3 separate regions of the Mus musculus genome follow, and all the other regions are linked to region 1. The links are chromatin loops, found by intact Hi-C in ENCODE. Cell type or tissue: left cerebral cortex. All regions are shown on one strand.

Region 1 (8,000 bases):
GTAAAGAAAATGGCGACGCTTCTAATAAGGCAGAGGAGACTCTACTGCCTATTTCATGCATTTGTGTCACTGATTTTAAAAACTATCTCTGCTACAAACTGGCAGCATTGTCATCCACTCCCCGACATCTCTCTGCCTGCCATTCCTGACAGCTGACAGCCATCAATGTGCATACATGGACTCACGCACCCAGAGTCCTGACGTTTTGAAGTAGTTAGGCTCCAGTCACACATCTGGCCAGGGACAGCATCTCCACTGACTGCCGACATCTGGAAGCCCAGAAGGGATCAGAGGCAGTGTACTTTGCCTCTTGGCTCACTGTGCATTCCCAACCATCTCTATGGCCTGCTGGGCAACCCAGCAGACTCTCTACCCAGGCTTAACTTGTGGCTCTGGCCCACTATGGCCACTATCCCTCAGGAACATATCAGGTATTCCACAAACCTCTAGCAGGGAGCCATTTTGCATTTCTTGTTGGCCTCCTAGCACACAAAATGTGGACAATCTTAGGTTCTGTAATAAAGAGCCAACAGGGTAGGCAACGGCACTACTGCCCTTCAAAATATCTAGCACCAGGTGGCCCCAGGCAGTCACCTGGAAATGTGCATCTCAAAAGGGTTTCTACCTAACCAGTTAGAGGTCAACACAGGCTTGTGGTGAGAATTCTGGAATTTTTGTTTCTTTTTTTCTTTTTCTTTAAAAAGAAAAAAGCATTTTAAGACTATTTTTGTTTTAATCCCAGGGGTGGGACTACGGGGCTGCTCCGAAGCAGCTGACTGTGATTTGCCTTATGCTTTAGCAGAGGCATGGTTCTGCCAGATGCAGAGTTTCTGAGATTGTGTGACATCTGGAGTTCTGGGGATTTTCAGTGGGTATATAAATGCTAGAGCCTCAATAGGTGGGGTTGGCGGTCATTCAGGGGGGTTGGTTGCAGTTTGTTGGTAGCAGGGTAAAAGAAGAAACAAAAGGAAAGAAATTGGATTCAGAGGTCTCTATCTCTGTCTCCCCTCTATCCTTTCTCTCCTATCTAGTGATAGCGAAACAAACAGGAGGGGGATAAACCGTGGGAAAAAGAACCTACAAAGGAACAAAGACCAGCTATAGAGGCTAATCTGTGTGATGCAGTTTGTGCTGAACATACACCTTCTTTCTAGGTGTCTTCAACTGGGTCAAGTGCTAGTGGACTGACTGACCTGTTCTCACTAACAATCCTGGGTCTGGAATCTCTGGCAAGATTCCCACAGTGAACATTCTACATAGGTCATTCAACATCATGCTGGGCGAGCTAAGTGCTTCCTGGTGACTGCACTGGAGGCCTCTGGGAACCTGCCCTCAAATGTCCTCTTGACGTCACCCGAAAGATGGTGCCTTTGCGATTGCCGGACTTATCAGATGTGTTTCCACTGTCATGGACATAGCTATGGAGCTAACTACCCACTGAGCCTGAATCCTCATAGGTGTCTCTAAGCCTCAGATGCTCTTGGGGGACCCTACCACAGGACCCCATTACACTTGGCCATCTTACCCCCACCCCCATGTATTCTACCCATCACTTTCTAGCCTCCCCTTTGGCATCTCTGTGACAGCTCTGTCCTTTGGTCTCTTCTGGTGCTATCCTCTTCCCCCTCTCCCTTCTGGTATCCTAGCAGTCAGTGCCTGGGAACCATGGGGGCTGGCAAGTGGGAAGAAGCTGCTGAGAGCAGATTCCCAGGTCTGCCATAACAGCTCAGGGTCCAAATGGGCATATGTGTGCCTCCTGCAGACCAAATATCCATATTTTACTCCCACACTTTAAATATGTATAGATGCTGATGTGATGAACACTTATATCCCTTAAAAGTCATATAAATTATGGTGTATGAACATTGACCACCTCATGCACTTAGTAGACAACTACAGGGGATCAGAGAAGTTACACCATCAAGAAGGAAGGGGCCATAAAGCCCAAACAATAGAAGCCCCTGTTTATAATCTAACCTTCTCACTGTGATGGCTAAGGGAATCACTGGACTGTGTGGCCAAGCCATGGCAACACAAAGACCCAACCCAATGTGGCCTGCAACCCAAAGAGCTAGAACTGGCCGGCTGTTTCAGACCCTGCCAGAAGGAAGGGTGCTCCTACAGAATAGCATGGGCTTACAAACTGAGTTCAGCAAAAAAGAAAATCTTGTTTGTGGATCTCTGGCCTTGGCCACATGACCTGCATATTATGGCCTCCATAGCAGAACTCCTCCTAAATAGCAGCATGGCTCAGGCTACCACAGCTGTATGCTTATGAGACAGCTCTGCATTAGCACTTGGCTTTCCATGCAGGGTTCACTTTAGGTGAGAGTGATTAAGCTATACACAGATTAAGGCCATTATCTGGGGGAAGTAATTTCCTGATAAAAATGATGGGGCTAGCCTCTTCTTCCTCTCTTACTCGTGCTCTTCTGCTCTTCCGCCTTCCACGGTGGGACAACAGTGCTACTGGATGTGAAGAGCCTCCTGGTGCTCACAAGCTCATGTTTTAAAAGTTTGTTCCCTGTCTGCTGAATGATTTTAGGAGGCTATAGAAACTTTACAAAGTGGACCTAATACATCACTGAGTAAGGCCCTTTGGGATGTAGTACTCCTGGTTCCTTCATACCCAACCCCCTATCTCCCAATCACCAAGACGTAGAGAATGCACACTTTGCTGCCACAATGTTCTGCCCAAGTACAGGGGTCAAATGACCACAACTGAACCCCCTGAAAACATGAGTCATAGTAAACCTGGCCTCCCTTAGGTGTTTCTGCTAGGTCTGTGGTCAGAACCAGAAAAGCAGCTAACCACACATTAAGGCAACCCTTGCCAGGCACCAGGTCCTTGCCTTACACGTTAGATTTCTCAGCAGCTACAACTGTGGGGGGAAAAGAAATCTGGTTTGTTACTGTTTGCTTTTTGAGAGGCAGCCTCACTATTGTAGCTCTGGTTGTCCTAGAACTTATGTAGGTCAGGCAAGCTTTAGACTCACAAGAGAGTCTGCCTCCCAAGTGCTGGGATTAAAGGTGTGCACTGCCACACTCAGCCAAAATCTGTTCTTTATAAGTGACCCATCTTAGGTATTTTAACATAGAAATACAAAGGAGACAGGAGGCAAGATATTTCAACAGCTGTATCTGCATGCATTTTCAGTTTGTCAGCTTCATTTCTCACTAGAAGTAGGCACCTGGTTTCCCTCCTCCTGTGCTTCGATTACTATAACAGAATACCTGAGACAGGGTGATTATAAAGAAAATAAATTGACTTCTTACAGTTGCAGATGCTGAGAAATCCAGGGTCAAGGGGCCATGCTGGTTGAAGGCCTCCCTGCCACATCGTATGGTACGTGACAGTTTGATGGGGAAACAGAGAAAGCAAGCCAGAAAGGCCTTCTAAACAAGACTACTCCCCCAGTCACCCATCAACCCCAATGACTTTCCAACAAAGCATAAACATGACACTAGGCATTAAGTTCCTAACAGGTGAAATTCAGAGGATACTGTCAAGCCACAGCATTTCTATTAGTCTTTTGTGAGACTGCTCAGTCCTTTTGAGAGCCACAACCTAAGGTGCACGGAATGACCACATATTAGTCATGGGACTTCAGCCAAATGGCTGCCCTATCTGAGCATTAGCAAACTCATCTGTACTAGTGGATCATATCCTAGTCCACAGGGATACTGTACAGACAGGATTAATTACCATAGGCTACAATAAATCTAGCATAAATGCTGTGGCTCGTGTCACCAAGGCTATCTGCCTAATCTCCACCTCAGGCTCTTCTATACACCACTCCTGACTCTGGGGGGCAGCATAGGTGGCTCTTTATCTCAAGGCTAAATATAGCTGGCTCCTTTAGGCCTTTGCCTGCAATGTTTTCCAGGCCTCTCTCCAACTAGCCTCAAAAGGCCATCCTCACTGACAGGGTTTTGTTTTGATGCGGATGAGAACTCGCTCTGAGTGGAGAGATGCTCCCTTCAGAGCTTTCCCAAATGGAAGAAGTCGAATTGGGGATGTTGGTCAGATGGTAAAGTGTTTGCCTAGCATGCGCTGGAATTAAGTTCCCAGTGCCACACAAAGCCAGATATGGTAGCACATGCCTATGATTCAGGCCGTTGTAGGAAGGTCAGTCAGGTCAAAGTCATCTTCAGCCACATGAGAGTCTGTCTCCAAAAATATAAATAAAAAGCAAAGGAAGAGAGAGTGTGTGTGAAGGACAGGGAGTGGGGAAGGGGAAGAGACAGAGTGGATGGGGAGATTAACTTCAGAACAGCTACCGCTGGCTTGCCATCTGGACCTCTGCCCAATCATCAGAAGAAAACCTTCCAGGATTAACTAGGACCACTGTAGATGATCAATCTCCTTGCTCATAACTCCCATGATGGCTTCCTAAGAAACTGTGTCAGTCTCTGTATGAAATTTTAGTTTCAGCACTCAGTCTTGTATCAGCCTAGCCCCATTGCCCCAGCATGCCTCAGGCTACCAGGGTCAGACCCTGTACCATGGCTGCTACTCACTGTCCCCAACTGTAGACTGTGCACACACCCCTGTGATTCTGTCACCCCTGTCACAATGAACATAAAGATCTTAGACCATCTCTGCCCCTCTTCCTTAGCCTGGGACCTTGTACTCTCAGAGACCGTGCCTGACCATCTTCTCTATGCAGTATATGAATACTCTTCCTTGAACATCAGGTTGGAGAGATCTGTGGTTCAATTCCCTCATCTACAGAACAGAAAACCCAAATAAGCAGACTCTAGGATGGGGCCAGTGGGAGTATCTGAGCAAGAGTCTTGGGCTACCTGTTAGCCATAGCTAAAAAAGACGCTTCCAGGCCAGACAATGTTCGATTTACCTGGCTTATCGTTTCTCCTGAGATTCTTGTGGGGTATTAGTGATGTCCAGCCACGACCTCAACACAGTTGCCTAAGTTTGGCCAAAGCTCGTGGACCAAAATTGCACATCTGACTCTGGGTGTCTACCCAGAAGGCAGTGCAGCAACTGCCCTGGCATCTTCACAGCCCACGATCCTGCCGAAACTGTACCTAGGCCACAACAACTGATGTGGCTCTTCTTCAGCTCTGGGACTGACATATTTTACCAGCATTAACTTCGATCTGTTTTCTTTCTCCCCACTTTTCCGGCCCAATTCACGGGGATTACGTATCTTAACAAAAATAAATGTCAGATTTAGTTATTCCCCCAAGACCTGCTGAGGCTTCAGTCGTGCACACCCTCTCACGATCTTGTAATGAAAAGCCAAAGGAATGAGTTCCCCAGGTAGAAAAAAAGCTCCAGGTCCGTGTGTCCTGGGAGAAGGGGAGAGCCTTAGACTTCTGGTTAGGGAATTCTGGGCACTGGCCGACCTTGATCGGCTCACTCGAGCTCAAAGTCGGCGGTGACGGATCCTCCCGGGCCTGTTGCCCTGGGGACTGCGCTGCACCAAGAAGCCCGACCGCGGCGTTCGTCGGTCCGCAACGGCTCGTCTTACCTGGAGCGCCATGGCGGAACTCAGCTTCGCGACTCCCTGGCCCACCCAGCTTCCGGTGCGGCTCTGGCTGGAGGCTGCACCGAGACCCTCGAGACCCTCGGGGACAGCGGCCCAGTTCTGCACGACAGGAAGCGGGGCCGGGGAACTCGCTACACCGAGAACCGCAGAGTTGGCTCGTCTGGGTCGGTCTGGCGCTTCGCATCCCGGGAGGGGTGGTCCCGCTTCCGCCCGCAGCCCCCAGCCTCACAGCGGTAACGACGCAAGCGCAGACTACACTTCCCAGAGGGCGCCGTGCCTGGGGCGTGGCTTCAGGGGGTGTGGCGGGGTTCTCCTTTACTGCTCCGTCCCTCACACCTCTAGCTCCTCAGGTTCAGGCACCCGCCTGGCACTGGTTAGTTACATCCTGTCGAGCTTGCGGCTTGCGCATGCTCAGGTGCAAACAACCGTTCATCCAAATAACCAACCATCCACTCCTCCGTTCTCTTTAGCATCCGGCGCTTTCTGAGTGCGCCCTGTACAGGTGCCAGGTTAGGATGCATGGATAAAAAGGGACCAGTTTCTCCCGTTGGCTGCAGTCACGTAAACCCGACCCTGAGTGGCTGAGGGCCAGGGCACAGTGGCTCACCGCTACACTGATCTGCATCACTACATTTTATGTGACTATTTGCTTGCTCGTGTTGCCCACTGATGGTGGCGGCCCCAGTAGTTCCTGACAAACGCTAGGCTTAAATATATGTATGATGTGTGGACTAAGTGTGTGCCCCATCTCTGGATTCATTTGTGCTGCTGTCTCTGTGGTGCAGACATAGTCCTTAGGCTGCACTTTGAGGCTCATTTTCCTTCCTGGAGCCCTCGTCTTTCCCTTCATTGTATGGGAAAAACTCAAAGAGAAGTTTTTGGAGCTTTGAAACAGGTGCTTGGAGCCACAGCAGAAGCCACCATACCCAGGACTTGTTCTCGGCTCTCCACTCCTAAAAATGTCTGCAGGGGCGTCCCCTTATCTGCGATCCGAGGAAGGACGATTTCTCCCTAGCCACCCCAGCATAGCTCTTTAGTGACTCTGGCCTACGTGGGCTCCACTGGCATACTGGCTTTGTATGCTGGCATGCCAGAACACATGATCGAGCAGAGACCACTAACATTACTGCCCAGCACAGCTGAGTGAATTTCTTCCTTCACACTCTAAGGACAGGACCGCAGCATGGAAAAAGAAAACTGAAAGTTCAGTCCATCTCCAGTAGCATCTCAGGGTAAGTCCTAGGCCTCAAGCCAGGGACCTATGATCCCTAAGCCACAAAATCCTCTCAAAACCTTTCAAAAAGAAAAAAGGAAGACATAATTTACAGCATGTGAAGTGTCTTGACGCTGTTTTGCTTTAAGTGTCCTCCTGTCTGGGCTTGGTGCAACATTTGGAGATTTGGGCCATCTGTCACTAAGAAGAGCTTACACCATCAAACTGGCTGAATGGCCAGTTGTTAAAGTTACAGAAACAACTGCTGCCCATTCATTACCCTTTTGACTATTTTTTGCCTCCACACCAGCCCTTATAATCTTTACATTAAAAAGTTTTACTCCAGATAACAGGGGTGGTAGTCTGGGATGTGATACCATGACAAACAATGATTGTGTTCAGGGAAGGGAAAAGATTTTATATTTGTTGTTTTTTTTGTTGTTGTTGTTTTTTTTTTTTTTTTTTTTTTTTTGAGGCAGGGTTTCTCAGTGTAACCAGCCCTGGCTATTGTGGACTTGCTTTGTAACAAGACCAGTTTGACCTTGAACTCACAGAGCTCCACCAGCCTCTGCATCATGAGTGCTGGCATTCTAAAATGAGCAAGGTTGCAGAGTTGTTTTGAAATGATAGTCCTTGGCTATAACAAAGGTGTTGTTAGTCCAGCTTTGGGCAGACACTTGCTGGGTGGGCAGCCTTGTAGAAGAGCTTTTTCCCTACAAGGTTGCTATGGCATTTGTGCAAGGTTGTGGTCTTGGCAGTTTTTTGTGGCCATTCTTGCTATCAGCAGATATGTGTGAGGAAACCCCATCCTTACCACCAGGGCTTCTTGACATTTTCTGTCAGTGGTTGACATAGTGATTCTATCAGTTTAACATAAGTAGCTCTAGTTTGATCTCAACAATTTCACATGAGCTCAAGGGATGGAATAGAAATCGAATACATTAAAAAAGAAACTTAGTAATTCCAATTAGTTGTTCAGTACATTGCTATTCAGAGAGCTTAACTTCTTACATATTTGGTATTTGGTTACCTGGCCATTTGATGAGTTGGCTTTGAGTGGACTAGCCAGCTGTCTTACTCAAATGCAACAGCTAGTTTCTGTGAGCAATAAACTGTGCTATCCATTTCTGCATATGAAAATTAGCTGGAATTTTAAAAACTTTTTGGTTTTCATTACTGTTTTCTTTCCATCTATGAGGTCACCTAAAAGACTTTGGAATTTCCCATGATGAAGGTTTTATAGAAGAGTTTGTTTTTTAAAATTTGCTCTACAG
Region 2 (8,000 bases), 310 kb after region 1:
GTATGTTTCTAGGGTGACATCTTACACATGAGACAAAGAGACCCAGGGAGACTGGCTGACTTGATCAAGAATCTCTGGCAGTTAATAGCAGAAGCTGCAGGTTTCCAGGCTCCCAGGTCTCCATGAATTAATTTTTTGGTCTTCCTGCACTCAGAAACTGTTCACTGTTAAAAAGGTTTCAAGATCCCCACATTCAATTACACAGCCCCATAGAGGTTTACTACCCACAGTTGAAGCTGTTGGTCACTCTATGTGGTTATTTGTTTACATTCTCATAACCACTGTGAGACCCTTGGACTTTACCTCCCAGGCTAACAGGGCTTCTTCTAAAATATTTGCTGACTTTGGTTGCTTTAGATTTATTTATTTTATATGCATGAATGTTTTGCCTGCATGTGGGTATGTGTACCATGTGTACACCTGGTGTCTTTAGAGATAGGAAGATGGTATCAGATCTCCTGGAACTGGAGTTACAGACAGTTGTGAGCCACCATGTGGATGCTGGGAACTAAACCCAGGTCCTGGAAAAGAGCAGACAGTGCTCTTAATTCCTGGGCCATCTCTCTAGCCCTGGCCCTTTGTTTGTTTGTTTGTTTGTTTGTTTTGTTTTTTAAACAGAGAAGAGTTGGAGTTAATAAAGATATTTAATATCAACTTAGACACAAAGGTTAGCAGAAGGATAGATACTCAGGAAAAAGCAAACCACAGCTGAGAGCGTGGCTGTGGGCGTCTCCAAAGAAAAGCTGAAGAAAATAAGAACCACATGTGGGCGTGGCTCTTCAGTGGAAAGGTGCCTTGGCTTTTCTTTTTTTAATCCAGGACTTTGCAGCAAAGCTAACAACCACAGGTCCTGATCGCCTCTTTTGCGCTCACCTCTACAATGGTACTCTTGCCAGGTGTTTTCCTTAAAAACATTCCTCTAGATCATAAAACCAGTCCCACTTATGGGCTCACCCCAGCAGAGGAGATGCTTTGGGTGGGGGGGGGGGAATTCCTCCTTGGAAGAAGTACCAAAAGAAACAATAGGAAAGGACCTGGGGCAGATGCCAGAGCTGTCCCCTGTAGTAAGGGTAAGAGTGGACTTCATCCTTTGAAGAACAGACTCTATGTCAGGGGATCCGGGTAATTATTTTGAGAGGCAATCCCAAGACTTTGGAGATCTCAGAACACAGCTGAGCTAGCAGGAAAAGAAGAAAATTAGATTTGGGGAACCAGCCTCCTCAAATATTAAGAATAAGTGCTCACCCAGGGCAGTCCCCAGGGTAAATTCAATTTTTACACAATAAGAAGGATGTATTCTAATGGCTCCATCCCTTCTCACACCCCTACAGACCACGCAGGCTGAGGAGAGGATAAAGGAAGTGTTAAGATCTCAGTCCGTGACTTAGGGTTTCTCTTGCCACAATGCAACACACCATGAGAAGAACTTGGGGGAAGAAAGGGTTTCTCCTCCTTACACTTCAAAGCATCATTCACCATTGAAGAAAGTAGTTCAGGAACACAAGCAGGGCAGAAACCTGAAGGTTGGTGCTGATGTCAAGGCCATGGAGGCATTTGTTTTTCTCAGTTAGGATTCCCCTCTCTCTATAAGATACAATTTGCAAAACACATGAAACTCAAGAAGAACGAAGACCAAAGTGTGGACACTTTGCCCCTTCTTAGAATTGGGAACAAAACACCCATGGAAGGAGTTACAGAGACAAAATTTGGAGCTGAGACAAAAAGATGGACCATCTAGAGACTGCCATATCCAGGGATCCATCCCATAATCAGCCTCCAAACGATGACACCATTGCATACACTAGCAAGATTTTGCTGAAAGGACCCCGATATAGCTGTCTCTTGTGAGACTATGCTGGGGCCTAGCAAACACATAAGTGGATGTGCTCACAGTCAGCTATTGGATGGATCACAGGGCCCCCAGTGGAGGAGCTAGAGAACGTATCCAAGGAGCTAAGGGGTTCTGCAACCCTATAGGTGCAACAACATTATGAACTAACCAGTACCCCGGAGCTCTTGACTCTAGCTGCATATGTATCAAAAGATGGCCTAGTCGGCCATCAGTGGAAAGAGAGGCCCATTGGACATGCAAACTTTATATGCCCCAGTACAGGGGAACGCCAGGGCCAAAAAGTGGGAGTGGGTGGGTATGGGGGACTTTTGGGATAGCATTGGAAATTTAATTGAGGGAAAATACCTAATAAAAATATTTTTTAAAAAAAGGATTCCCCTCTCTCAAATGACTATAGCTTGTGTTAACATAAAGTTAGCCAGCACAGTCAGGGAGCTGGGGAAGGAGGGTCAGTTATTAAGAGTAAGAACAAAACTTCAGTTCCCAGGTTGCTCCCAGAACCTGAGACCCCTGACCTCCTGCACACGCGTACACATATTTGCATACATATGTGTGCATATACATAATCAAAAATAAAAGTAAATCATAAAATAAATAACGAATGGCAACAACAAAAAGATCTCAGGCACTGGTCTTGCAGGCTCCTGCTAGGGGGTGGCATGGAAGGCAATTCTGAATGGCAATACATCTTCTTTGCCACACGGGGCTCCACACTAGGCTTCTGGAGAAATTTTACATTTTGACTTTTTTCTTCCTTTCCTTGTTATTAAAAAACAAAAATATGAATTGAAAAAAATTAGGGGTCTGGGGTCTACTGGCACTACGTTAATGGACATGCTTCCAAACCTACCTAAACTTTGTTAGACATAACCTTTTATATGAACACTGTATGAACATGAATAATACACATGATAACACACATCTTGTTATACATTTGTTACGCATTTTAACGCCAAAATGAAGTAGTTCCGGACTACTCTCGTTCAACATCTTTCCACGCTTACCTGATATATCACAAGAGGGCGTTGGATCTGCGGTAACTACAGCTTGTGGTGAGATGCTGGGAACTGAAACCCAGCCCTCTGCAAGAACAGCAAGTACTTTTAGCCGTTGAACTGTATCTCCAACTGCATTCAAAAAGATTTTAAACGATGGCATTTTAACCCATTTTTCATGTCATTAAAATGTTTATTATAGTATACATACTATAGAAACCCCACATTTTTTGTGTCATTAAAATGTTTATTATAACACACATACATAATCCTACAGAGAACCTACTGTGACTTATCAAGCCATATTTCTATTGTTGGAAGCATTCATTCCATTTCAAGGCAAAAATAGGCGTGCTACAGCTGGACAGCTGCGGAAGTGACCGTGCCGGGGTGCGCACTGCCTGCCGAGGCCGTACCCCCAAGTTTTATACCGCCAAACCAGGTGGCACATCGCTGGTGAGCACTGGCGCCGCGGGGGGCGTGGCGATATGCGGGGGCGTGGTCGGAGGTCGGGCCGAGGCGGGGCCTCGTGAGGAGGGCGGGGCCAAGCGCGGCGGCAAGCGGGTGCCGGCGCTGCCGTTCGCCGCTCGAGCTGCAGGTGGAGCTGTGCCGCCGCGCTGCCTCCAGGAAGCCTCACGGGCCTTCGTCGGCCTGGCCGCGGCACCGGCTCCCAGGATGCAGTGTGGAGCGGCCGGGCGCTGACGGCGGCGGTGCGGCTGCGGGCGGAGCGGCAGCAGGCCGGCCTGCGAGGAGCGCGGCGGGGAAGGTAGCGGCAGGCCCGGGCGGCGCTGCCGGCGGAGAGGACCCGGCAGCCGGGCCTGCGTGGGGCCGCGCGCCGCGGCGTCGACTTCCTTCGCGCCGAGCAGGACAGCGCAGGGCCATGGCCGAGGCGGCCGCGGCTCCGGTAAGGGCGGCCCGCGCGCTTGGCCTGCGCGGCCTCGGGCCCCGGAAGGCCGGGGCCCAGCACACTGTGCCGCAGGCCCCAGGAGGGCTTCCGGGCCAGACCGGGCCTGCGGGTCCTGTGGCTGCGGCGGGCGGCCGCGAGGTCCTCCGGGGCCTACCGGACCGGGTGGAGCCGAGCGCAGGGAACGGCCGTCCGCGCCCGGGAGGCCGACCTGCGCCAAGTTCCCGGTCTGCGCGTCCCCGGGCCGGGCTCCTTCCTCAGCGCCGGGCCGGTGCTTCCCTCTCCCAGCTCCCCCCAGCGGCCTGGTGGCACCTGGGAGGTGTCCGACGTCGATTCTGTAGACAGTGAGCACCCACTATGTGCCCAACCCTCCTCAGGCGGCACGCGAGGACTGCTCGTATTTGTCCAGCCAGGCTGGCGCTGCACTCAGCCCGGTTTAGGCATGATTTTGTCTGCACTGCAAACCTGTGGGGTAGTAACTATTATAGTTATTATTTCATACAAAAGAAAAGCTGAAGGCCCAACGAAGTTAACTTGCCAAGAATCTCAGCGAGAAAAGTGTGGGAAGACAGTGCTCTCACAGTTCAATGTCTGTAATAAGGAAAGCAGTCCAGGTACACGAGTAGCCTTATGGTCGAACAGAAAGAGGTCGTAGCCAACCTGGTGGAGGTTCGAATGCAGGTGCTTAGCAGACTCTGGTGCTCCTCCCGCCCAGCCAGGTAATCTGTGCTTCTGTGAGTTGAGTTAGCTAGGGTTTCTAGGGCTTGGGCAAAGAGAGGCAAGGGCCAGACACAGGACAGTGCAAAACTGGTCCACAAGCCTGGAGATATGGTTTTGGATATGAGGCTGCAGAAATGGAAGGGGCTGGGAAGGCCTGGGCTTCGTCATATGGGTAGGAAAGAGTTGAAGGAATTGGCATCAGTGACTCCGGTCTCAGAGTACTGGCTTCCCTAGCTGTTTGGCAATTGACTATCCCACCTTCGCTTTAAGTTAGCAAGGTGCTAGGCTTCAGTAGAGCACAACCCCTACTTCCAACTACACAGGTCAAAGACCATGGACCCCATTTAAAAAAAAAAATTAAACAAGAATGACATCAACAAGATAGATGTTTGTGCAAATGTCTTTGTGTAACACACAGATTGCAGCAGAGAGAATGGGTGGCAAAGTACAAGGATACGTCTGAAATAGACTCTAGTCTGGGGCAATCCCAGTCAGGGCTGGTCCTGAGGAGTAAGGGACCAGAAGTGTCCTCCACAGCACTTGCTCCCTCTAACAGTTCTGCCAGTCAGAACCCATCTGAGACCCACTGAACGTCCCCAGTCAGAGCCAGTGTCCTTCCTTCTGTACAGCCTGAGGAACTCTTGAGCACCACCCAGGCAAGCTTTTCTGCCTCTGGTCAAGCTCTCATGTCCCCATTTTCTCATGTCTTCCCATTTTCTGGTTCTCAGCAACTCAGATGAGTCCACACTAGTTTCTAGAACTTGGTTTTTTTGGTTTTTTGTTTTGTTTTGTTTTTGTTGTTGTTTGTTTGTTTGTTTGTTTGTTTGCAAACAGTCACCAATCTTTTTTGTTCAAGAATATTCTTCTAGAATATAAGAAACATCCATCTTCAGGCACTGACCAGAAATGGCGCCCATGACAGGATCTCTGATCTACCCTGTGGGTTGCACCTTAGATGTACATGGAAGAGCTCCTCCCATTCCCTACCCAAATGTGTTCTTTATCCCCAGTAGGTAGTCACTAAAGCCTCTATGCCACTCCCAATGACAGGGATGCATCAGTCTTATGATTGTTGTTGCACATGTGAAAAGTATGACTATCTGCCTTCCTCACCAGATTATAGTTTATCCCTGATCTCAGGACAGCTCATGTCTGAGAATGATTCTTACCTTAAAGGAAGTTCAGGTGGTATAAAGAGTCCAACTCAGTGCCAGGCATAGCAACACACTTGTCACCCCAGAACTTGGGTGGTAAAGGCAAGGAAAACCAAGGGTTCAAAGCCATCCTCTGCCACTTAGTTCTAGAGCAGCCAAGGCTATGTGAGACTTCATCACAAAAACCAAGCAAAATACTCAGTTCTTTGATTGGTTAAAATTGGCAGTAATGGTAATTTTAGCTCATGGGGGAGGGGCAATTAAGAAAGGACCAAATCAGATTGTCCCAGAGGAAGGGGAATTAGCCATTGAGCTTATCTGTCTGTTAAGTGGGGACATGAAATGCTTTTTTAAAAAAGCAGTTGAGCAACCTCCTTGTTTGTACCTCTCAATTGAGCAGCTGGAGTTTTTGCTGGGTCATCATCATGCAGTTCCTGTGCGATTGTGACAGGAGTGCAGGCTGGGCTCTAGTAAATCTGCAGTGTATCGTTCATCCACTAAAACAGCCCAGCAATGCTAAGTCATTGTTTATTTTGCAAAAGTGCACTGTGTGTTTACCATGTGTTTAGCGCGGTGCTATGAAAAGACACAGTGTCCACCAGAAGAGATGCTCACTGTAGCGACATACAGGAAATGACTGAATAAGGTGGAAAGCACCAAGATAGGAATCTACACAGTGTGCTCTGCGGTCCTAAGGCAAGGCACCTGCCAGACTCTGGCTACTTCTGTTATACCCAAAGAGGCTATCACTTCCCCTATACATGAGCTCCCCTAGGCCTAGGGGTCTTGAAGGCTCAGTGCAAAGAATGATGCTGGTTTCTCTTCTTTCTCAAAGATTTCTCCATGGACAATGGCAGCTACAATTCAGGCTATGGAGAGGAAGATTGAATCACAGGCTGCTCGACTGCTTTCTCTAGAAGGTCGAACTGGGATGGCAGAGAAGAAGCTGGCTGACTGTGAGAAGACAGCTGTGGAGTTCAGCAACCAGCTGGAGGGCAAGTGGGCCGTGCTGGGAACCCTGCTGCAGGAATATGGGCTGCTGCAGCGGCGGCTGGAAAATGTGGAGAATCTGCTACGCAACCGGAACTTCTGGATTCTTCGGCTTCCCCCAGGCAGCAAGGGCGAGGTCCCCAAGGTAGCTTTTGGGAGCTCTGGGGTGGTGAGCCTGAGGGTCCATGCCTGAAAGTGTGTCGGTGAGCGAGCGTGACACTGTGGTTTCAGGTGCCTCTGACCTTTGATGATGTGGCCATGTATTTTTCTGATCAGGAGTGGGGCAAGCTGGAGGACTGGCAGAAGGAGCTCTACAAGCATGTGATGAGGGGCAACTACGAGACACTGGTCTCCCTGGGTAAGCATAGTATACACCTCTGTAAGGTGGGATTTTACGAGTCCCAGACCTCTTTGTGACATGGTTGTTGTCATGTCAGTGATGTGCAGACCCCTAGATAATCTGAGCAGGAGACTCCTCTCCCCCGACCTTCCTTTCTTGCCTCCTCATGCTGTTCAGTAGAGTCAGATATTCCCTTCTGCTTGACGGAGTAGCAGACCAAGGAAAGCGGTGACCTCTGTCCTCACTAGGCCCAGAGTACTGACATCTCCATTTTGGCTGAGACTGGAGTACAGGTGTGCTGGCAGCTCTGCACTGTATTTTTAATCAACTCCACTGCAGCAGAGGAATTGTTCTCTTATCATGGAGTGGGTGGCTTTTATGTGACACAGCACAGGGTCTGTGAGAATAAGAGTAGTAGACCTTGCCTTTCAAAGCAGATATTCTTTCTCTGCCCCAAAGCCCTACTGCCCCTGCCCCTGGAGCTACTGTTCTGAAAGACCCTCTTCATAGTCTTCCTTCCTGGACAAGAGTATTTGGTGCGATTCTGCTTTGCAGACATGCTGCTGCTGCTTAATGAGGCCTTGTCCAGCACCATGAGCTCTGTGGACAGATGAACAGTGGGTGGGGTCTTTTACTTGCATTGTTGAATGCGCAGGAGCATCTCTCCCACCCTCTGGACTCTACACAAGACTGTTCAAAGACTTTGAGCAGAATGCCTACCATTGACAACTGCTGTTCTGCATCAGTCAAGACATTTAGTTTCTAGGCTGTTAGTGATTTTACAAATGCCTGCCCCAGCTTCTGATGAGAATGTGGCAAGATTAACCTCCTATCTTTCCTCAGACTATGCCATCTCCAAACCTGAGGTCCTCTCCCAGATTGAACAAGGCAAGGAGCCATGCACCTGGCGTCGCACTGGGCCCAAGGTCCCGGAGGTTCCTGTGGACCCAAGTCCAGGTGAAGGGTTGGGAAAAGGTCAGGGACACACCAAGTGACCAAATGAACACATCAAGAGTAAAGGTCCAGGGGTGGTGTAACTCTTCTT
Region 3 (8,000 bases), 210 kb after region 1:
AGAACTTTACACACACACACACACACACACACACACACTACTGTGCTGACTAGTTTTAAGTCAACTTGATACAAGTTCATCAGAGAGGAGGGAAACCTCAATTGAAAAACTGCCTCCATAAGATCAGGCAAGCCTGTAAGGCATTTTCTTAATTAGAGATTGATGTGAGAAGGCCCAGCCAATTGTGGGTGGGGTCACACCTGGGCTGATGGTCTTAAGGGCTGAGCAAGCCAGTTAGCACCCTTCCATGGCCTCTGCACCAGCTCTTGCCTCCAGGTCCTCCACCGCATCCCCTGTTGAGATTCTGTCCTGACTTCCTCTGATGGTGAGCAGTAACAGGAAGCATGGCCAAATCAACCCCGTTCTCCCCAGGTTGCTTTGGTCAAGGTGTTTCATCACAGCAATAGTAACCCTAAGACAGAAATTGGTACCAGGTTAGTAGGGTATTGCTGTGACATACCTGACCGTGTTGATTTGGGGAAAGTTGTATAAGGACTTTGGAACTTTGTGCAAGAAAAGACATTGAATGCTCAAAGTTTTGTGATCTGTTCTATGGGAGCTTGTGGGGAAAAAGGAGTGTTGAGAGAAATACAGACAAAGGAGGCTTGGCTTGTGAAGATCTAAAGCAGTGGTTCTCAATCTTCATAGTGCTGTGACCCGTTAGTACAGTTCCTCATGTAGTGGAGACCAACAACCATAAAATTACTTTCATTGCTATTTTATAACTAATTTTCTACTGCTGTGAATTGTAATGTAATATCTGATATGCAGGATATCTGATATTCGACCCCTGTGAAAAGGGTTGTTTGACCCTCAAGAGGTTGTGATGCACAGGTTGAAAACCACTGTTCCAAAGTGAATTTTGAGTTATTTAAAGTCTATCAAGGCTTTTTTGCTATTTTGAGTTGAGAATCTGTGATTCCAGTCAGCTGGAGCTAAAGAATCAGCTATGATTAGCAGGAGACGAGAACCATAGAAGTAAAACCTTTGCTTTCCTGGGTCAGTGGATGGTGGTTAACTGGAGCTGAGAAACTAGTGGTGATTAAGAAGAGACAAGCATCAGTGGGGTGAAATCTTTTGGGAAGTGTTTCCTCGGAATCAACACGCAGTAGCTGTGTTCTGGAGGCAGCCAAGGTTGTACCTCATGCTGACAGCCAGACTTGGTAATGTGTAAGTGTCATCCAGGTGATACTGGCTTTGAAGGCATGAGGGGTCATGGAGAGCAGCTGAGGCTTGGCACTGTGAGAGGCCAGGAGAGGCCATTGGTACAGGGGCAGCTTCAGTGGCAACTGAAGGCCCAGGATTAAAGAGGTCATGCAGAGAAGTTGAGACTTGGCATCATGAAGAGAGCCTATAAGAGACTCTATGAAAGTACAGCCCAGTGAATCAGAGATCCCATCATTTTGGAGGTGCCGGTACCATGGAATGACCATCAAAACAGAAGCTGTTGGGGAGTGGAGCCAGGCAGAGCCTAGAAGACAGCCATATTTGTCATGGAGGATGAAGACGGAGAAGTGACCCAAACCTCTTGGAGAAACCCAGAAGATCCTGAGTGAATCCCAGACACTGGACAGTGAGTTGTTACTGTTGAAGTTTGGATTTGTTTTGTTCAGATTGCAACCCTTCTTGAAAAAGGTATTTCATTTATTTTTGATTTTACAGGAGTCCACAGCTGGGAGACTCTAAACTTTGAAAAAGAGATTTGGGAGTTTTACAGATACTTTGGATATTAAAAGAGACTGAATATTTTTAAAGTGAAATTTTTTACAATATTTGAATTTGTAAGGCTGTGGGGGCCCAGGGCCTGGAGGAAAGAGGAGCTATGGCTTAGCTCAGCAGTAATTGTCCTTAGCTTGGCTACATTTGTTTTGTTTTGTTTTGTTTTGTTTTGTTTTGTTTTTTGTTTTTTGAGACAGGGTTTCTCTGTGTAGTCCTGGCTGTCCTGGAACTCACTTTGTAGACCAGGCTGGCCTCGAACTCAGAACTCAGAAATCTGCCTGCCTCTGCCTGGCAAGTGCTGGGATTAAAGGCGTGCACCACCACACCGGGCACTTGGCTACATTTGTGGCTGGAAGCACAGAGAGGCCTCCTGCAGGAGGCTTAGGCTGCAGCTCAGTAGTCAAAGACCCCCTCCAAGTTCTCCATGGTGACTCTTGATGAAAGAGACAGTCCATGGTTCTAAACTGTTTCTTGACTGTTCGTTATGGAAAACAGATGTATACTGTACCAACTTCTCAGGGTGGACCTGAGATTAAATACCTTTTGCGGGGAGGAATGTCTGGGAAGGGAAGCTTATTGGCTATACCCTGAGGGCCTCTAGGTACCTTCTTAGCATGGAGAGCTCTGTTCTGGGCCTACATGACCACAAGTCAAGTTTCCTTATGTGGGAAGTGTGGCACGTGTTCCAGGCCAGGAATCAGGCAGGGAGCAAGGAGGCACCTACCACCTCAGGTGTGAGTTTGTAGGGTCTCAACCAGCTCTACCCACCAAGCTTCCTGACACGGTTTACCATCCCACATACGTTTACTTCATTTCATATTTATTTCAGAGATTTCAGTCCATGATCACTTAGCCCTATCGATGTGGGTCAGTGGTAAAACAGTGCATAAGGGCAGAAAGGATGTGATGGAGGAGAGTAGTCTACCTCACCACAACCAGGAAACAGGGAAAGACAGACTGAGAGGCAGGGCACAGGATTATCTTTCTGGGACATTTTCCAATGGTCTGCTTCCTCTCTGAAGCTCCATCTCCTAATTTACGTCCTCACCAATAATACATGAGAGTGTGGCTCCATCAGTGGATCAATCATTGGCAGACTGAGATCCCTCACAATGGAGTCACTATCCCAAAGATTCATCTCTGAACCTCACTGTGTTGGAATTGTTTTCTACACTTTTTATTTCCTCTTTAGGTGTCTGCAAGTGTATTTACATGAGTTTATGTGCACCACTTGTGTGCAGTGACCATAGAGGCCAAAATAAGGCCCTGGATTCCCTGGAACTGGAGAGTTACAGACCTTTGTTTCTACTGTGTGTGTGCTTGAACTGCTAGAATTAGAGCCATCTCTCCAGCCTCCAACACATGAGACTTCTAGGAAATACTCTTATCCAAACCATAGTACCAATGTTACCACAAAAAGCATCCCACAGGGGACTGTAAATCTTATTCATTGATAGGCTAGGATAACTAGCAACCCACCAGCAGCTGCCTAGATACTCTACTTCCAGCCATGACGTTACCACTACATTTCTGAGAGTTCTCGAACTTATCTGAACATCTTTTCTACTCCATCCACACATCCTGAATCCAACAAATTTAAGCCTCTTCTTCTTCTTCTTCTTCTTCTTCTTCTTCTTCTTCTTCTTCTTCTTCTTCTTCTTCTTCTTCTTCTTCTTCTTCTTCTTCTTCTTCTCAGTAAATACTTGATGGGTGTTGGGAAGGGGCAGGTGTGGGAACCATGGTTGAGGTAGCCAGCCACTTCCACAGCAATGCTATCTAACCCCTCATTCCACAGTTGAGTCCCACATGGTGGTAAACACCATTTTATTCTCGTGGTTTAGTAGGTTGGATGCCCATCAGGGTCTAGGCTGTGCCTCAAGCTGTGGACCCATCTGTAGTCTTCTCTCTGTGTTTGGGGCTCAGCCTGCTTCCTGTTCGTGCTGGAGGAGTGGCAGCTGGCAAAGGGACACTTTCGTGGCAATGACAAAAACACAAATGAGGAATCCTGACTAGGTAAACAGGTTTCCAGACTCTGCTAGGCACTCCCTACCGTCTCATGCCAAGTGTATTAGAGGACTAAGGAACAGGAAGTGGGTCCCATCTCTGTTTAGAAGGTCTGAACTGGGACTCAGAGCTTGATTGACCATGCTGTCCTCTTGATTAGTCCTACATGTACAATATGCTAACTTCCACTCACTGCTGCCAACCTACCTTCCAAACTCAGCCCAGGATCTTGTGCTCCACATTAAACCCTGTTGAGTTGGTTAATCTCAATTGTCAACCTGAGAGGGTACAGAATCACAGTGGGAACAAATGCTGGACATGTCTGTGAGTATTTTCCTAGATCATGTTAATAAGAGAGGAAACCAACCCTAGCCATGGATGATGTCACCGAAGGGTCTGGGACCCTGTATGAACTATGATAAACAGCCCCTCAAAAACCCACTTCTCTTCTGCATCTCTGTAAATGATACCATTACTTATCAATTGCTCAAAACAGAAGTTTATGGTCCACTTTTACTGAAGTAAAAGAGAAAGCTAGCTGAATAGACATATCTATTTTTACTCTCTGACTGTGAATATGATCTGAACAGCTGCCTCACACTCAGACTTCAAATGTCTTCCCCACCGTGTTTGGCTTCTGAAACTGAAGGCCAAAACAAACCCTTTCCCTTAGGCTGTCTTTGTCAAGGCCTTTTGTCCTAGCAACAAGCCTAACACTGGAGGCTTCTTTTATTCATGAACTTAAATAGATAAGATTCTGCCCTCCCACCCCACCTGCCACATTCCAAATTCAGGGGAACAGACTTAGCAACACAGTTATACTCAAATACTAAAAAGACGACACATGTGTACATGGTATTAGAAACTGAATTTAAAAAGAAAAAGAGAAATTCTCAAATGCTGTTGGAATGTAGAGCCATGGGTAGAGCACCTGTCTTGTCAAATACAGGCAGAAATAGCTGTGCTTCTCTACTGCAGTGAGTTACATGTGTTCCCTTGTACATGCCAATTTGAGCATTTCTAGACTTTTCACTATCACATGACAAACTACTCCCAAAGTAACAAAACAAAACACCCCATGATTAGGAATTTTCTTTTGTTAGATGCTTGCTCTGCCACACAGGAGTGGCTCTCACCACTGTTCCTCATGACTCTTGGCTCTGACATCTGAGAATCTACCTTTTCCACTACCCTATAAATCTGAAAAGAGCATTGGAAATCTGTGATTTCTGGTGACTGAGTAGTTACCACGCCTAACTCTCCAGTGTGCAATGACATTGGTGCAGTGGTCCTTCTTACTTGCTTTTGAGTAATTTGTTCACACTACCATGAATACAGCCTATAATAGTGGATCTTTTTTTTTTGAATTTGAATTTTTTTTTATAATAGTGGCTCTTAATTGTGACCTTGAAGGGATGGAGGAAACATGAAAAGATTGAGATGTCGAGGAGGCAGTTCCTAGGATTCATTAGATCATGGTAGTTCTGACCTAAGGAAGGATTCAACCTTCTATGGATTCACCATGCATAGGATGGAGTTAGTTGAAAATCCTGAAACATAGTGGTGAGACCACACTACAGGAGGTAGGTCATAGGGCATGTCCTGGGCATTACAACTTGCCCTGGCATCTTCCTATATTCCTGTCCTCTGTCCACCATAGTATCTGCTATGCCCATGCTAACCACCCCTGCTACAATAGCAGAAAACCTTTGGAATCACAAGCAAAACAAACATTTCCTCCTTTAAAATGCTTTCCTCAGATATTTGAACACAGCAACACAGAAGCCGGCTAATACTAGCTCTCAGGAAAATCGTGGGTTGCTTACAAAATTGTTTCCATTCCCAACACTAATCACTACACTTCTCTTTGATACTGCTTTTCTCTGCCTTGGTTGTAAATATTTGGGCACATCAGGTTCCTATAGGACCAAGCCCTCTATCTTCCTTTGAACACTTATTGCCAACAAGAGTTATTTAGCTGGCACCACCTTGGTGATATCAGTGGTCCTGATAAAAGGGCTTTTAAGCCACACAGTCAAGTTGGCTTTTCCCTGAGGTTGTGTCTATAGAAGGCGCCAAGTTTCCTTCTTAAACTGATATCATAGTCTTGGACAGATCAATCTTACTTTCCCAACTATGCAATTTCTGAGCAATCCATACCACCTTTAAATTCTGCTAATAAAGCTAGGCAGTTCTCATCTGAACTCAGATGTTTTGGGGACCCCTTGCCAAATGCAGCCTGCAGCAAGAAGCTCGAGAGTTGAACATTTACCCAACACCCCCTCCCCTGCTCTGCACCACCAAGGACACTTTCTGCTTCCCAGGCTCTCACAGGCCGCTCGCTGTCTTCCTGCCCTCAAAAGTCACTTCCACCTCCTGCAGCTGATGGAACAGATTGCTTGCTACACACAGAAAACCATGCTTTCTGGGATTTGGCCCAACAAGAACCCCTCTAAAAACCCACTTCAGCATTAGCAGTCTTATTCACAGTGAAGTTGCATAACAAGCCACAGAAAATCTAGTGTCACAAAATAAAGCCATCTGTCACAGTGCCTGTGAGTCTGCAGTTGGAATGCAAATTGAATGATCTAGACTGGGTTTTTGTCAACCAAAACTGGTGACATGGAGAGAGGCTCTACAGAAAAATGAGTTTGATCAGGAACAGAAGAGAAATTAGAATCCAGGATGCACAGGCTCTGACAACCCACAGACACACCCAGGTGAGCAAGAGAAAATGAGGCTGTGTGTACTATTTGAGACACTTATCCAAGTATGAAAAGACTGGTAATGAGGTGATGTTTGTCCACCATTGAACAAGTAGACACTGGACAGGCATCCACCCAGAAGAATTTCCTGTGTAAGATTTCAGTGGGCTTTATGCAGGGTTGTAGATTCAGAAAGTCTTTGTTGTACTTTTATTCACAGGCATGGGTGTGTGTGACAAACCCTCTTTCATGGCTTCTTTATCCATTTTCATTAGGCTTGCTCATGGATGACTCCATTAGGGCTCCAACTATTTTCATAGATTGAAGTTTCTAGTCCAATTGGCCTTGGCTCCTCACTGCCACCTAGGCTCAGGTGTGCCCATGTGTGTTCATTCTAAGGTCCAGCTGAAAAGGTACCACGTCATAGGACAAGCACATGTCACGATAACCATGGAAGTGCCAGATGACAGTCTTACCAGCCGGCCTCATGTCCTGCCTGTATCACATCTTTGAACACCCAGTGGCCAAAGCAAATGAGTCCTACTTCAGCCACTATCAGTCTGTGATTCTCACCTGTCAACCCACCCTTCCATATTTACTCTGCCATAAGGAACCTGTTTCAACAGAACATGATTGGACAGTTGTCATTAGAGGTTCCTGCGAGGATGGTTCAGGAACAGAGGTAGCTTGCTAGCTTTCCTAAGTGTGTCTGCTCTCCTGATTCTGGATGGTTGTTACCTCATCTGGTGCTCTGTCCAGAGAAGGAAGTCCCTTGGAGACCTCACTGCACTAGCCAGTCTTGTAACCACCCCTGCCTACCAGACTTAGCTTCCTCCACTGAAGCACTTGATGCCTAGACTGTTTCTGGGAAACACTGCAGCCCCTGGGACCCCCTGACCTCACTTCTTCATGATTCATGTAGTCTATACAGGGCTAGCTGCTGCTTGCCTCAAAGCTATAACCAAGAATGGCTAGTAATCTGCTAATACCCCTTCCCCAGATAGATGTGAATGGATAAGACTGGAATTTTATTCACCCATGCAGAATGAACAAAATTATGACGTTTGCAGGAAAGTCAGGTGCATGGAAATCATGTTAAGAAAAACAAGGCAAACTCCGAAAGATAAATACTTCATGTTTCAGGTTTGCAGAACCTTGTTTTAAAAGTGTAATGTGTGTGTGTGTGTGTGTGTGTGTGTGTGTGTGTGTGTGTGTGTGTGTGTGTGTGTAAGAGACAGTGTCAGAGACACAGAGCACTAAAAATGGAATCATAAGAAGTGAGGAGGACATCTTAAGGGAGAGGGGAAACAGAGAGGGTAATAGAACACATGAAAGCAGGAGGCGCAACTAAGTAGTGGGAAAAAGGGACACAGTGGAAGTCAGTAGGGTGTGTGGATGAAAACAGTATAATGACCCCATAACAGACTCCATAAGTAAGCCCATTACTTTGTATGTTAATGCCCCCAAAATAATAATTAAAAGCAAACAAAAATTATTTTCCAATGTGAGCTGGACCTATACCTTGGAGAGGAATCCCTTCCAACTTCGAACTTGTGTGCACCCTTACCTGAA

What was found. Hi-C counts contacts between places; a loop is a spot of excess contacts. Peaks named below come from ENCODE experiments on the same cell type or tissue, not always from the same donor. Only the 100,000 strongest peaks of a DNase experiment are listed, where the experiment ranks them.
Region 2: it touches region 1 in a loop (2.4-fold over the local background); 3 of 42 quality-filtered maps call a loop at or near these places.
Region 3: it touches region 1 in a loop (3-fold over the local background); 2 of 42 quality-filtered maps call a loop at or near these places.

What each region holds. Positions count from the first base shown.
Region 1 is chr6:48,393,383-48,401,382 of GRCm38, reverse strand. It overlaps Krba1 (KRAB-A domain containing 1), which reads right to left and starts at 5,797. Exons shown (of 18, transcript NM_001347152.1): 1 at 5,496-5,797. The coding sequence starts at 5,507. Gm16630 (predicted gene, 16630) reads left to right here and starts at 5,975. Exons shown (of 5, transcript NR_152250.1): 1 at 5,975-6,745. In left cerebral cortex, a CTCF peak has its summit at 3,790; DNase peaks (open chromatin) are centred at 3,832, 5,052, 5,428 and 5,853; H3K4me3 peaks cover 1,761 bases; H3K27ac peaks cover 2,531 bases.
Region 2 is chr6:48,082,066-48,090,065 of GRCm38, reverse strand. Zfp746 (zinc finger protein 746) reads left to right here and starts at 3,473. Exons shown (of 7, transcript NM_001163475.1): 1 at 3,473-3,751; 2 at 6,461-6,760; 3 at 6,892-6,973; 4 at 7,799-7,912. The coding sequence starts at 3,728. In left cerebral cortex, CTCF peaks have their summits at 2,555, 3,439 and 4,075; DNase peaks (open chromatin) are centred at 3,414, 4,062 and 6,079; H3K4me3 peaks cover 1,817 bases; H3K27ac peaks cover 810 bases.
Region 3 is chr6:48,186,743-48,194,742 of GRCm38, reverse strand. All of the region lies in intron 1 of Gm16630 (predicted gene, 16630), which reads left to right. Among named protein-coding and RNA genes, the nearest start is that of n-TCgca8, 4.4 kb to the right of the region's middle. In left cerebral cortex, no CTCF peak of the experiment used is centred here; DNase peaks (open chromatin) are centred at 4,439, 5,796 and 6,227.